Linked DNA regions of Homo sapiens: regions 1, 3 and 4 are each linked to region 2. The links are chromatin contacts, found by Hi-C in ENCODE. All regions are on one chromosome and are shown on one strand. Each heading gives the region's core, a stretch centred on a gene start or an enhancer-like site at or near the end of the contact. The rest is flanking DNA. Distances are from core to core; before and after follow the strand shown.

Region 1 (2,700 bases), core at 47-2,546, 4.5 Mb after region 2:
AAATGAGGTGTTGATAGTAGCTCCTACATTTGTAAGGACAAATGAGAAATGTAGGTGTAATAATACAGAGAAATAATTTCCTGGTAGCTAGAAATAGAGTTATTTTGGGTGAGAAGTTGGGTAACCTGGCGATGGGAACACCATCTTCTACAGTCATTTCTTTAGTAAATTTCCTGGTATTTTTGTTGAACGGGGTGTGTAAGCTGAGGGGGAGATTTATGAAAGAAGACGATGAATACAGATGATAAAATTCTAATAAAGTTTCTGCTGTATCATGTGGCTCCTCTGTATCTTTTGTAAAATTACTTTTTGTTAATGTGCTGCAGAGTTGGATGAATTTGAGCAATATTTCCAAGTTTTAGAAGAGAGCTCCACGGTGAGACGCCTCTCACCTTGGGGACCTGTCCTCAGATTAGGGGCTCTGCAGTCAGTATCCGCAAATCCTTCCCCCACGGTTCCCAGCCCACCTGTGAGTGGCCTATTGCATTCCAATCACGACGTGTTAATCGATGATCTCTTTAGTACGTGGGGCTAGCACAGTTCAGGATCTATTTTCTCAGTTTAAGACCGTTTACATTTATTTTTATTATTTTCAGAAACAGAGTGTCCCTCTGCAGTGCCCAAACATAGCTCATTGCAGCCTCCCACTCCTGGGGTCAAGAGATCCTCCCGCCTCAGCCTACAGAGTGGCTGGGATCACAGGTGCATGCCACCGTGCCCAGTTAATTTTTAAATTTTTGGCAGAGACGAGGGTATGGGGGAGGGTGGGTCTCACTATGTTGCCCAGGCTGGTCTCGAACTCCTGGCCTCAAGCGATCCTCCTGCCTCGGCCCCCCAAAGTGCTGGGATTACAGGCGTGAGCCACCGTGCCCGCCTGATTAGGTTTATTATTACTCATTGAATGCAATCCTACGGAGCTGCACAGCAGGGTCCCAAACTCAAGCTTGTGGAAGGTCACACACCTGGGAAGCGTGGAGCAATGACCTAAAGCGCAGCAGTCGGAGCCAGAACCCGCCCCAGGAACTCGCCCGGAGGCTCTCTTGGCTGGTGCAGCTGCTCCCTGGCAGCTCTCCTTTCCCCGCTCCTTCACTCCCACGCTTTTGGGACTACACTTCCCAGCGCCCCTTGCGGAGGAGGCGGGCCGCGCGCTGCTTCCAGGGCCACTTCCTGGCTTTGGACTACATTTCCCGTGAGGCCTTGCGGCCATGTCCTGGATTTCTCCAGTCTCTTCGGCCGGCACCGCCTCCGCCTGGACTCCACTTCCCGGCAGCGCCCGCGGTGGGGCGGGGCAGGACGAGGCGGGACGCGCGGCCCGAGGGGCGGGGGCGGCGGGCGGCCCGGGGCTGCAAAGCGGGGGGCCGCCGCCTCCCTGGGCCTGCCTGGGCGGCCGCCTCCGCGATGCCGCTGCTCGTCGAGGGGCGGCGAGTGCGGCTGCCGCAGTCAGCCGGGGACCTCGTCCGAGCCCACCCGCCTTTGGAGGTGAGTGGGGCGCGGCGCGGGGCTTCGGGGCGGGCCCGAGGGGAAGCTGCAGGGCGGGCTAGCGCCCCCCTCACGCGACACAGACTTGAAACTTGGCGCTGTTGGCACATCCGGAGCCCCGGCCGTCGGCTCGCGTCTTCCCCTTGAGGGGTCGGGGAGTTTTTGCCTTCTTTAGACTTCAGCGGGCTGCCCCGGAGGCCACTCTCTGACAAGGGAGGGGACGGGGGCCCAGAGAGGTTAGGTGACTTGCCCAAGGTCGCACAGCACTGCGGCTCGGGGACACGCCGGGACCCCCATTCCCCGACGGGGCGGCTGCAGCCCCCATAGGGCTGGGTCCGTTTAGGCAAATCCGGCCGCCCGCCTTCGGGGACCCGCAGCCTGCGGTGAACGTTGCTTCGTCCTTGCGTCCCCGTGAAGCAGGAGGTTATTCCAGGGTGGGCTTCGGAGAGCGTTTGGCCTGGGGGATCTTGGCGGGGACCCCCAGTCCTTCCTCCTCTCTCTCCCCTACCCCCGGGGCGTAGGGCGCCGAGTTATTTTTAGCCGGGAGAGAGAGCCCTGCTTTCCGCAGCTGGGCCATAGGACCACGCCCTGATGCACGGGTTTTGTTTTTGTTTTTTCTGCTTTTGTGCTCAAATAGATCTCTGAACTCTTGTCCACGCTTATGCAGGGACTGTTGGCAAGGGGGTTCTCAGGTTTTAAAAAGAGCGGGGCGTGGCGGCGGGGGCAGACGTCCTATTTGCCATAGATCCTGTTAAAGGGGAATCAATCAGTTCCTTGATTTGAGAGTCAAATATCGAGCCCCTAATATCTGTTGGGCAACGTACTGATCACTGTCCCTGCCCTCGGAGTGTTTATAGTCTAGAAGGGAGAATGGTTTCTGATGAAGAAGGCTCAGATACTATAAACTGTTAAGTACCATAAAGAAAAAGCGTCCCCTTTCACTCTGAGATGGGAAGCACAGGAACCTGACCAAGTGTGTTGGGTTGGGGAAGGCATTTAGAGGTTTCATCTGTCACAGCTGTACAGTTTGTGATTATTTTGTTTGCTTGTTTGTTCTCTATTGGTCTGTCGCCAGAATGTAAGCCTCCTGAAGGCAGATAAGAGTAGTGTCCTCACTTTTGTATCCTCAGAGTGTAGGACGGTCCCTGGCATAGAATTGGCGCTCAGTAAAGATTTGCTGCATAAATGAGGTCACAAAATGACCCCTGAACGTGTTCTGAA
Region 2 (2,700 bases), core at 52-2,551:
CGTGCCACCACTAATTTAGCCCAGCTAATTTTTGTATTTTTAGTAGAGATTAGGTTTCGCCATGTTGGCCAGGCTGGTCTCGAACCCCTGACCTCAGGTGATCCGCCAGCCTCGGCCTCCCAAAGTGCTGGGATTACAGGCGTGAGCCACCATACCCAGCCAGCATGACTATTAACTGAAAAAAAAAAAAAAACCTCAGGGTGTGGAAGTGCTCAGAGGCATTCAATGCTGATGTAGCGTGTCAAGGAAGCAGTCTCTTAAGTGTTGGGCAAATGAAAGGAATAAGACAAAATGAAGTGTTTATCAAGCTCAAAAGCAGAAGGTTGTACCTGATTATTTCTAAGGTCTTTCATTTGCTCATTTAATCTAAGCTACTTCACATCATTTGAAGAGAAAGTAAATTATCTCGCTTTCTGAGATGCAGGAGAGATTCCCCGTCCCCAAATCCCACTATCATCAACAACACAACTTCCTCAAGTTCTTCACTCACACACATACCACCTGCTGAACCCTGAAGCTTCAGTCACTCATTCCTAGCTACTCCAACCACAAGGGACCTACGGGCCTGCCAACCAGGCACACGCCACGCCCTCCCTATGGTGGACTCCTATTCATCCTCCAAGACCCAATTTAACTCCTCCTCTCTGAAGCCTTCCCCTAGCCCCCTGGTGGGGATAATCACTCCCTTCTTGGTGCCTCATCCGAATGCCTTCTTTAGACATCCCTCTACTGTGCGTCTGCCCCATTATACTGTCAGCTCCTTGAGGCCAAGGAATAAGTCTGAGGGCTGTGCCTAGGATAGGATGAATGGCGGCCATTTTACAGATGAGAAAAGCAAGTCTCCAGGTGAACAGAGGAGCTGAGGAAACTGACCAACAGCCAGATCTCCCGACTCGTCCAGACTTTAAAAGCTGAGTCCACCATTACCCTCATCCAGCGACCCCAGAACCCGCGCCAACTTCTGGGGACGCGGAAGCCTGGAAACTCAAGTTTTCTTTAGGGAATGAATGGACAGGGGCCCGTGGAAGGCGCAGAGAGGCAGCAGACGGGGAGAGAACCAAGAACCCGCCAGTCTGGCTTCAGATTGCTCCGCTGGACCGCGGTAGCGGCCAGGGATTCTACGGTCAAGACAACTTGGGGGTGGCCGGTCGACCACCAGAACCCGACAGAGAGGAATTCACACTCTCAGACCCAGGCCGACCCCATCACAAGTAAGGACAGCCCCTCTCCAAAGCCCACCCGCCGCTGCTTCCTTACCAAGGAAAGACGGCCATCTTCCCAGTCACATGACCGCTTGTTCTGGGGCCGTCTGCTCGGCTTCCCATCCTTACCCCGCCACTCCCCGCACCCCTCGGCCGCCATGTTTGTGAAGGGCAGCTGGCCGCCCCGCAGCGGCCGCACAGCACCTTCTGCAGACGCCATGCTTGTGAGGGGCAGGCGACGCTCCGCACAGCACAGGCTTCATTTTCAGCTGACGCCATGCTTGTGAGGGGCAGCTCCCCGCTCCGGACAGCCCGGGTTACAACTCCCGCCGGCGCCATGCTTCGGAGGAGCAACGTCGGCCACGGCCAGAGTGCCGTAGTTTCTATGAGTCATGATTGTAAAGGGCAGCTGTCTACAGTGCCGGGTGGTCCCGCCTGCGGGCGTCATGATGGTAAAGGGCATGACTGCTGCTTAGCTCACCTGCGTCCTCTAGGGGCAGAAAGGACTCCAGAAGGCGGCGGAGCGAAGACGCAAACTGAGGTTCAGCCAGTACCTGGTTTTGCGGCTAATACGCTGTTTGGCGTGGGACAGCCATGCCCCCTCTAGGCCGCTGCTTTACCCACTGCTTTGCGGGCGGTTTTAGACACTTGCAGAATGCCCTTCCCACGACTAGCAACCGAGGGCTGCCCTAGATCTAATATGATTGACTACAGCTAATGCACGTGGGGAAATTAGGGTTCGCATTTCGTCCAACTTGGCAAAGCAGTGTTTCTAGGAAGGTGGATATCCATTTCGACCACAGAACGTTTTTAAAAATTATTTTAGGCCGGGAGCGGTGGCTCAGGCCTATGATCCCAGAACTTCGGGAGGCCGAGGTGGGTGGTTCACCTGATGTCAGGAGTTCGGGACCAGCCTGGCCAACATGGTGAAACCCCGTCTCTACTAAAAAATACAAAAACTAGTTGGGTATGGTGGCGGGCGCCTGTAATCCCAGCTACTCGGGAGGCTGAGGCAGGAGAATTGCTCCAACCCGGGAGGATGAGGTTGCAGTGAGCCGAGATTGCGCCATTGCACTCCAGCCTGGGCTACAAGAGCGAAACTCCATCTCAAAAAAAAATTTTTTTTTTAATTATTACTTTTATAACTTACTTAGATATCCATTATGGTCCCTTAGAGAGAAAGCATTCGATGTTTTTATAACTCTTACTTTTCATTCGGGGGTGGTGGTCTGTGGTTGTTCATGAGATGGTGACCTATGACAGGGAAAAGGATCATCTCCAGAACGGGCCCTCCAGTGTTCAGCTCAGTATGAGTAGGAAAGTATATCCACTCGTACCTGCTATTCCCAACACTGGAAGTGAACAAGGGTTAAAGGGTGGCCACGGGAAAGCAAGGAGCTCTTCCCATACAGCCATGCATGTTATCACATGCAACATCTCAATAAGAGGTCAAGGTGAGGAGCCTTTTCCTAGGCTCACACTGCATGATTAGGCAGTA
Region 3 (2,700 bases), core at 107-2,606, 3.7 Mb after region 2:
CCAAGTAGCTGGGATTACAGGCTCCTGCTACCACGCCCGGCTAATTTTTGTACTTTTTTTTTAGTACAGAGGGGGTTTCACCAGGCTGGCCAGGCTGTTCTCGAACTCCTTACCTCAGTCTCCCAAAGTGCTGGGATTCCAGGCGTAAACCACCGTGCCCTGGCAGCTCTTAGGTGTACTTTTTTTTTTTTTTTTTTGAGACGGAGTCTCACTCTGTCGCCCAGGCTGGAGTGCAGTGGTGCCATCTCGGCTCACTGCAAGCTCCACCTCCCGGGTTCACGCCATTCTCCTGCCTCAGCCTCCCGAGTAGCTGGGAGTACAGGCGCCCGCCAGCACGCCCGGCTAATTTTTTGTATTTTTAGTAGAGACAGGGTTTCACCGTGTTAGCCAGGATGGTCTCGATCTCCTGACCTCGGGATCCGCCCGCCTCGGCCTCCCAAAGTGCTGGGATTACAGGCGTGAGCCACCGCGCCCGGCCACTCTTAGGTGTACGTCTAATCGATGTTTATTATTTAGCCAAGTGTTTGGATCTCACCGGCATTACAACTGGAATCATGCAACCTCACACTCAGTTTAGGGTACATTATTCCCCTGTTCCTTTTCCTTTACTTCCATGGGATGTTGGAGCTTATTCCTTCATTAGTTAGTTCCATAAAAAGCTCCTGGACTCCTTACATGCACTGTGTAAGTGCGAGTGGAAGAGGACAGGCTGGTGACCTTGGTTAAGTCTCTTCAGCGATGGAGGACTCTGTTTCCTTCATTGTAAAAACGGCGTGATCATAAGGAAATAATGCGCTAAGGCGTCACAGTAAGTGCTTAATACAGTGGTTCTCGAGGTGTGATCTCCAGACCGACCAGCAGTACCAGTACCACCTGGGAACTCGATAGAAATGCAAATCCTAGGGCCTCACCCCAGATTTACAGAATCAGAAACTCTATGGGGAGGACTAGCAAACAATCCGTTTAAACAAGTCTTGGAGGTGATGAGGATTCATGCTCAAGTTTGAGAACCGCAGGGTTAATAGGTGGTAACTACTAGCAGTTGGTACTTGAGGCTGCAGAGACAATGAAAAACTCAGCTGGCTAAAGTTAAGCACTAAGGTGCCAGCAGCACCCCACAGGGCTCTCCACTGCCTCAGTCCCCGCCCTCCCTGCCGTCTCACTCAACTGGGCCTTCCGAGAGCGCTCGCTGATTGGTGGAGTCTCTGGTCGACATTCACTACCCACTCAACCGCAGAGCTCATAAACTGAGAGGGGCGGAAGTGGGCGGGGCGAGAGCTGTGCGCCTATTGGCTACAGACCACGCCGCAGGGTGAGTGGGGCGGAGCTGCGCGTGCGCAGGGCCGCGGTGCGGCCCTGGCGGCCGTTGAAAAATGGCGACTGTGGCAGAGTTGAAGGCTGGTGAGTGCGAGCAGGGAGGCCTCCACATGGGAAGCGTCGGGCCTTCATCTTGTGGAAAGGATGGGATGGGAGGAGAGCGCGCGGAACACATGGGTTGGCTTTTACAGGCGTCATTCTTCGGTGTGAGGGCCTGCGGGGAGCGTCTGGCTGCTGTCTTGGCCCGTGCGCGGGGAGCTCTTATGGGGAAGAGGTTGCCCACTGGCGAGTTTTAAGCCAGTTTGGAGCTAAAGGAGGAGTTGCGTAATCTTCAGGCATCTAAGAGGCCTACAGGCCTGCATCTTGGGCCCCTGGCTCATCTTCTTGGACCCTGCCGGGGGCTGGAGGACTTGGACCAGGCTTGGCACTCAGGGCTGATGACTACAATTCCCACAACCCCTATTGGGTTAGGCACTGCCCTAAACAATTTGCTTGGTTGTCTCGTTGGGTCCTTACAACAACCTGTTAAGTAGCCCTCCCCTCCTTGCTTTTTTTTTTTTTTTTTAAAGAGAGGGTCTCTCTGTCGCCCAGGCTGGAGTGCAGTAGCGCGATCACAGCTCACTGCAGCTTCGAACTCCGGGACTCCAGCTATCCTCCCACCTCAGCTTCCAGAGCAGGTGGGAATACAGGGGCTCTTCACTACGCCCGGCTAATTTTTGTATTTTTTGTAGACACGGGGTCTTACTGTCGAACTCCTGGTCTCAAGCTATCCTCCTGCCTTGGCCCCCTCAAAGTGCTGGGATTACAGGTGTGAGCGCCTGGCCCCTTTTTCATCAGAAGAAACTAGAGGCAAAAAGTTTGCTGGCCTGGCCATTCTCCTGTCTTTTCAGGAAAAGATACTCTAAGCTAGTTATGTTTGAGTCATTAATGACATTTGTACGCTGTTTACTTTGAAGCAAATGTCCAGACAAGTAATAGTAATAATAGTTATCATTGAGCCTCATGTGTCAGGCACTACTCAACTCAGCCTGTGTGTTACCTGATTGTAACAACCCTATGCCCATTTCATAGACTGGGAAACGAGGTACTGAGAAGTGAAATAGCTCAAAGTGATTTCACTGGAAAGAGACACAGCATGGGAACCTAGTTGTGACGCACTGGAGCGCCAGGTCTTAATCACTGAGCAAGATTGCTGTCCAAAAAATAAAACCAGTTCCACTTTGCAGGGAACCCAGGGTTTAAACTAGTAATTCTTAGATATTTTAGGGAGGAGACGTGTATAAAAGTGTGTATTTGGGGACAGGGCTGGTGAACAATCATAAAACAGAACAGGCATGCATCTGTCCACAAGAACAGACTTCACGAGTCTACAGATGCTGTTCC
Region 4 (2,700 bases), core at 108-2,607, 3.6 Mb before region 2:
ACTTTGAAACGTGGTGTAAGGTGGCCTTCATGTTTTAAAAAGGAGGAAGGGCTCTCCCTTCTCTGATTTCTCTCTTCTGCCTCAGGACTCAGACTAGCCCTTTTAGCAGAGGGGAGCCTATAGAGAGGAGGTCATATACTAGTTGATTTTGGACTAAAGGCATCCCAAAGATGTACTATTTTTTGCTCCCTGCACTATTTTTTTTTTAATGGAACCAACGTTTAAAAATAGGATTTCTGCCTTCTCTTAAAACATCAGATGATCTGGTAACGCTGAGCTCCTGTTCTCACATGGGAACAACTGGCTGGAGCTGAGTGGCAGCCACCTCTTTAGAAAGATGTTAATTTGAAGTCTGCTATAGTCCCCATCATTCCTTATATTTCCCCCAACACTGAGACCCAAGTCACTTGAAAGTCAATATGATGATTCAAACACCAGGATTCTTCACTCATTTGTGGGTTTGTGACCTGTGATATTTGTGGATTCGTGACCTTTGGTTTAGAGGTCAAGTATAGGGGTTGTAAATAAAACTTGGGTTTGAATCAGATAAGAACTGTACCAATCTCAAAGACGGTGAATTAAAGATTAAAGAAAATATTGCATGCTTGGCATAATGTGTGGAACACAACAGCTATTGTAAACACCCAGTAGGAATGTAAGCTGCAAGAGGGCAGGTAGAAACCGTGCTAATTTAATCCGCTGGGGATATGACATTTGATTCTAATTTAATAGGTTTAATTCTTTGCAATATCCCCAGTAACTGCTGAATGAATGAGTGAGTGAATGAATGAATGGAATGATGAATGATGGGAGAGCCCGGAGGAGTTTTAAAGGCTGGAATGAAAAGGAAAGTAGTTATGATAACAGCGTTTCGCTGGGACTCCAAGGTGCAGCCAGGAAGAAAAGCCCGCTGGGACGTGCCAGGGTCTGTGACTGCGCTCCGCTGGCACCCAGAGGGTAGGTATCTGCAACGTCCCTTGGGAGCCAGACAGGGCTGACTTGCCCAGGACCTGTCAGGGCCATGTCCACCAGCTCTTGCACGGTCTGGTAACTGACAGCATCCTGATTCCTGCACGTTCCCGCCTCTGCCATCTGACCAGCAAAGACAGAGACCCACCCCGGGGATCCACCATCCAACGGGAGCCCAGCCTTTTCCTCCAAGCCGGGACGGCGCCCACACTAGACATGGCCTCCCTCGGGCTTCACGCAGCAGGACCGCGCCCGCAGCCTCCAGGCATCGCGTCCGGCTGGAGAGGCAGCTACCGTCCCACAGTGAACATGGCGGCCGAGGCGGCTTCAGCGCCGGGCGGGCGGCGCCGGGAGGCACGTCACGTGAGCGGCTCAGCTGGGCGGACCGCGCGCGCGCCCGCTGGCCCCGCCGGCCGCCGCTCGCTCGCTGGCTCGGCTGCGCTTTGAGGTGTGTGGGGCGTCGAGCCCCCGGGCCCGGTGAGGCGCGGCGCTGCGGGATGCGGCGGCGGCCGTGGCGGGGCCGCGGGCCGGGCGGGCGGGCGCGGTGATGAGTGTCTGCGGCCGCCGCCATGTCCAAGGTAACGGCGCCTGGGTCCGGGCCGCCGGCGGCGGCGAGCGGGAAGGAGAAGCGCTCCTTCAGCAAGCGGCTGTTTCGGAGCGGCCGCGCTGGCGGCGGCGGCGCGGGGGGCCCCGGGGCGTCCGGGCCGGCCGCGCCTTCCTCGCCCTCCTCGCCCTCCTCTGCACGCTCGGTGGGCAGCTTCATGAGCCGCGTTCTCAAGACGCTGTCCACGCTCTCGCACCTTAGCTCTGAGGGCGCCGCCCCAGACCGCGGCGGCCTCCGCAGCTGCTTCCCGCCCGGGCCGGCCGCCGCGCCCACGCCGCCGCCGTGCCCGCCGCCGCCCGCCTCTCCCGCGCCGCCCGCTTGCGCCGCCGAGCCGGTGCCCGGCGTGGCGGGGCTCCGCAACCACGGCAACACGTGCTTCATGAACGCCACGCTGCAGTGCCTCAGCAACACCGAGCTCTTCGCCGAGTACCTGGCGCTGGGCCAGTACCGGGCGGGGCGGCCCGAGCCCTCGCCTGACCCGGAGCAGCCTGCGGGCCGCGGCGCGCAGGGCCAGGGCGAGGTCACTGAGCAGCTGGCGCACCTGGTGCGGGCCCTCTGGACCCTGGAGTACACCCCGCAGCACAGCCGCGACTTCAAGGTGAGCCCGCGCGCCGCCGCGCCCCCACTGCACCCCGAGCCCCTGGGGCACCTGCCCGCCCAGGTCTTCCTTCCCTCGGTTCCTCTTGGCCCGGCAGGCTTCTGCATTGGTTGCTCCGAGTGGTCTGGGCAGTCGACCAGTGATTTTAAGGAGATTCATTCATTCATTCATTTATTCACTCACTCACTCACTCAAACATGTATTTATTGAGAACTTACTACATACGTGCCCATACTCTGTGATAATAGGCAATGGGAGTGACGTTGCAATGAACAAGACTATCCGCCTTCATGGAACTTGCATTTTTGTGGGGTGGGAGTGTTGAGCATGGGTTCAAATCCTGGTTCTGCCACTTACTAGCAATGTGACGTCGGGTAAGTTAAGCAGCCTCTCTGTTCTTACAGTTTCTTCATCTGGGGGACCTACTTTGTAAGGTGGTTGTGAGCTGCAAACAAGTTAATATATTAAATCGAACACTGTGGAATTACCCATATTTAACCGTTTTTTATTTACAGATTGGCACTTTTAT

Evidence for each region. A loop is a pair of places that touch in the nucleus more often than their neighbours do. Pooled maps may share reads with other maps.
Region 1: a pooled map shows a loop between it and region 2 (31-fold over the local background). The contact joins the promoter of NTAN1 here to the promoter of VPS35L in region 2. A Hi-C loop is called at or near these places in 5 of 50 pooled maps.
Region 3: a pooled map shows a loop between it and region 2 (14-fold over the local background). The contact joins the promoter of CEP20 here to the promoter of VPS35L in region 2. A Hi-C loop is called at or near these places in 4 of 50 pooled maps.
Region 4: a loop to region 2 is called in a pooled map, with 37 times the contacts of the local background. The contact joins the promoter of USP31 here to the promoter of VPS35L in region 2. A Hi-C loop is called at or near these places in 6 of 50 pooled maps.

What each region holds. Positions count from the first base shown.
Region 1 is chr16:15,054,670-15,057,369 of GRCh38, reverse strand. It overlaps NTAN1 (N-terminal asparagine amidase), which reads left to right and starts at 1,296. Exons shown (of 10, transcript NM_173474.4): 1 at 1,296-1,479. The coding sequence starts at 1,399. It also overlaps a transcript of PDXDC1 not described here. RefSeq lists a silencer at 1,741-1,925.
Region 2 is chr16:19,554,304-19,557,003 of GRCh38, reverse strand. It overlaps VPS35L (VPS35 endosomal protein sorting factor like), which reads right to left and starts at 1,301. Exons shown (of 31, transcript NM_020314.7): 1 at 1,258-1,301. The coding sequence starts at 1,274. RefSeq lists enhancers at 617-846, 705-1,667, 1,227-1,706.
Region 3 is chr16:15,887,259-15,889,958 of GRCh38, reverse strand. It overlaps CEP20 (centrosomal protein 20), which reads left to right and starts at 1,356. Exons shown (of 5, transcript NM_144600.4): 1 at 1,356-1,401. The coding sequence starts at 1,374.
Region 4 is chr16:23,148,109-23,150,808 of GRCh38, reverse strand. USP31 (ubiquitin specific peptidase 31) reads left to right here and starts at 1,357. Exons shown (of 16, transcript NM_020718.4): 1 at 1,357-2,171. The coding sequence starts at 1,539. RefSeq lists an enhancer at 957-1,176 and silencers at 1,357-1,456, 1,607-1,656, 1,757-1,856, 1,987-2,216.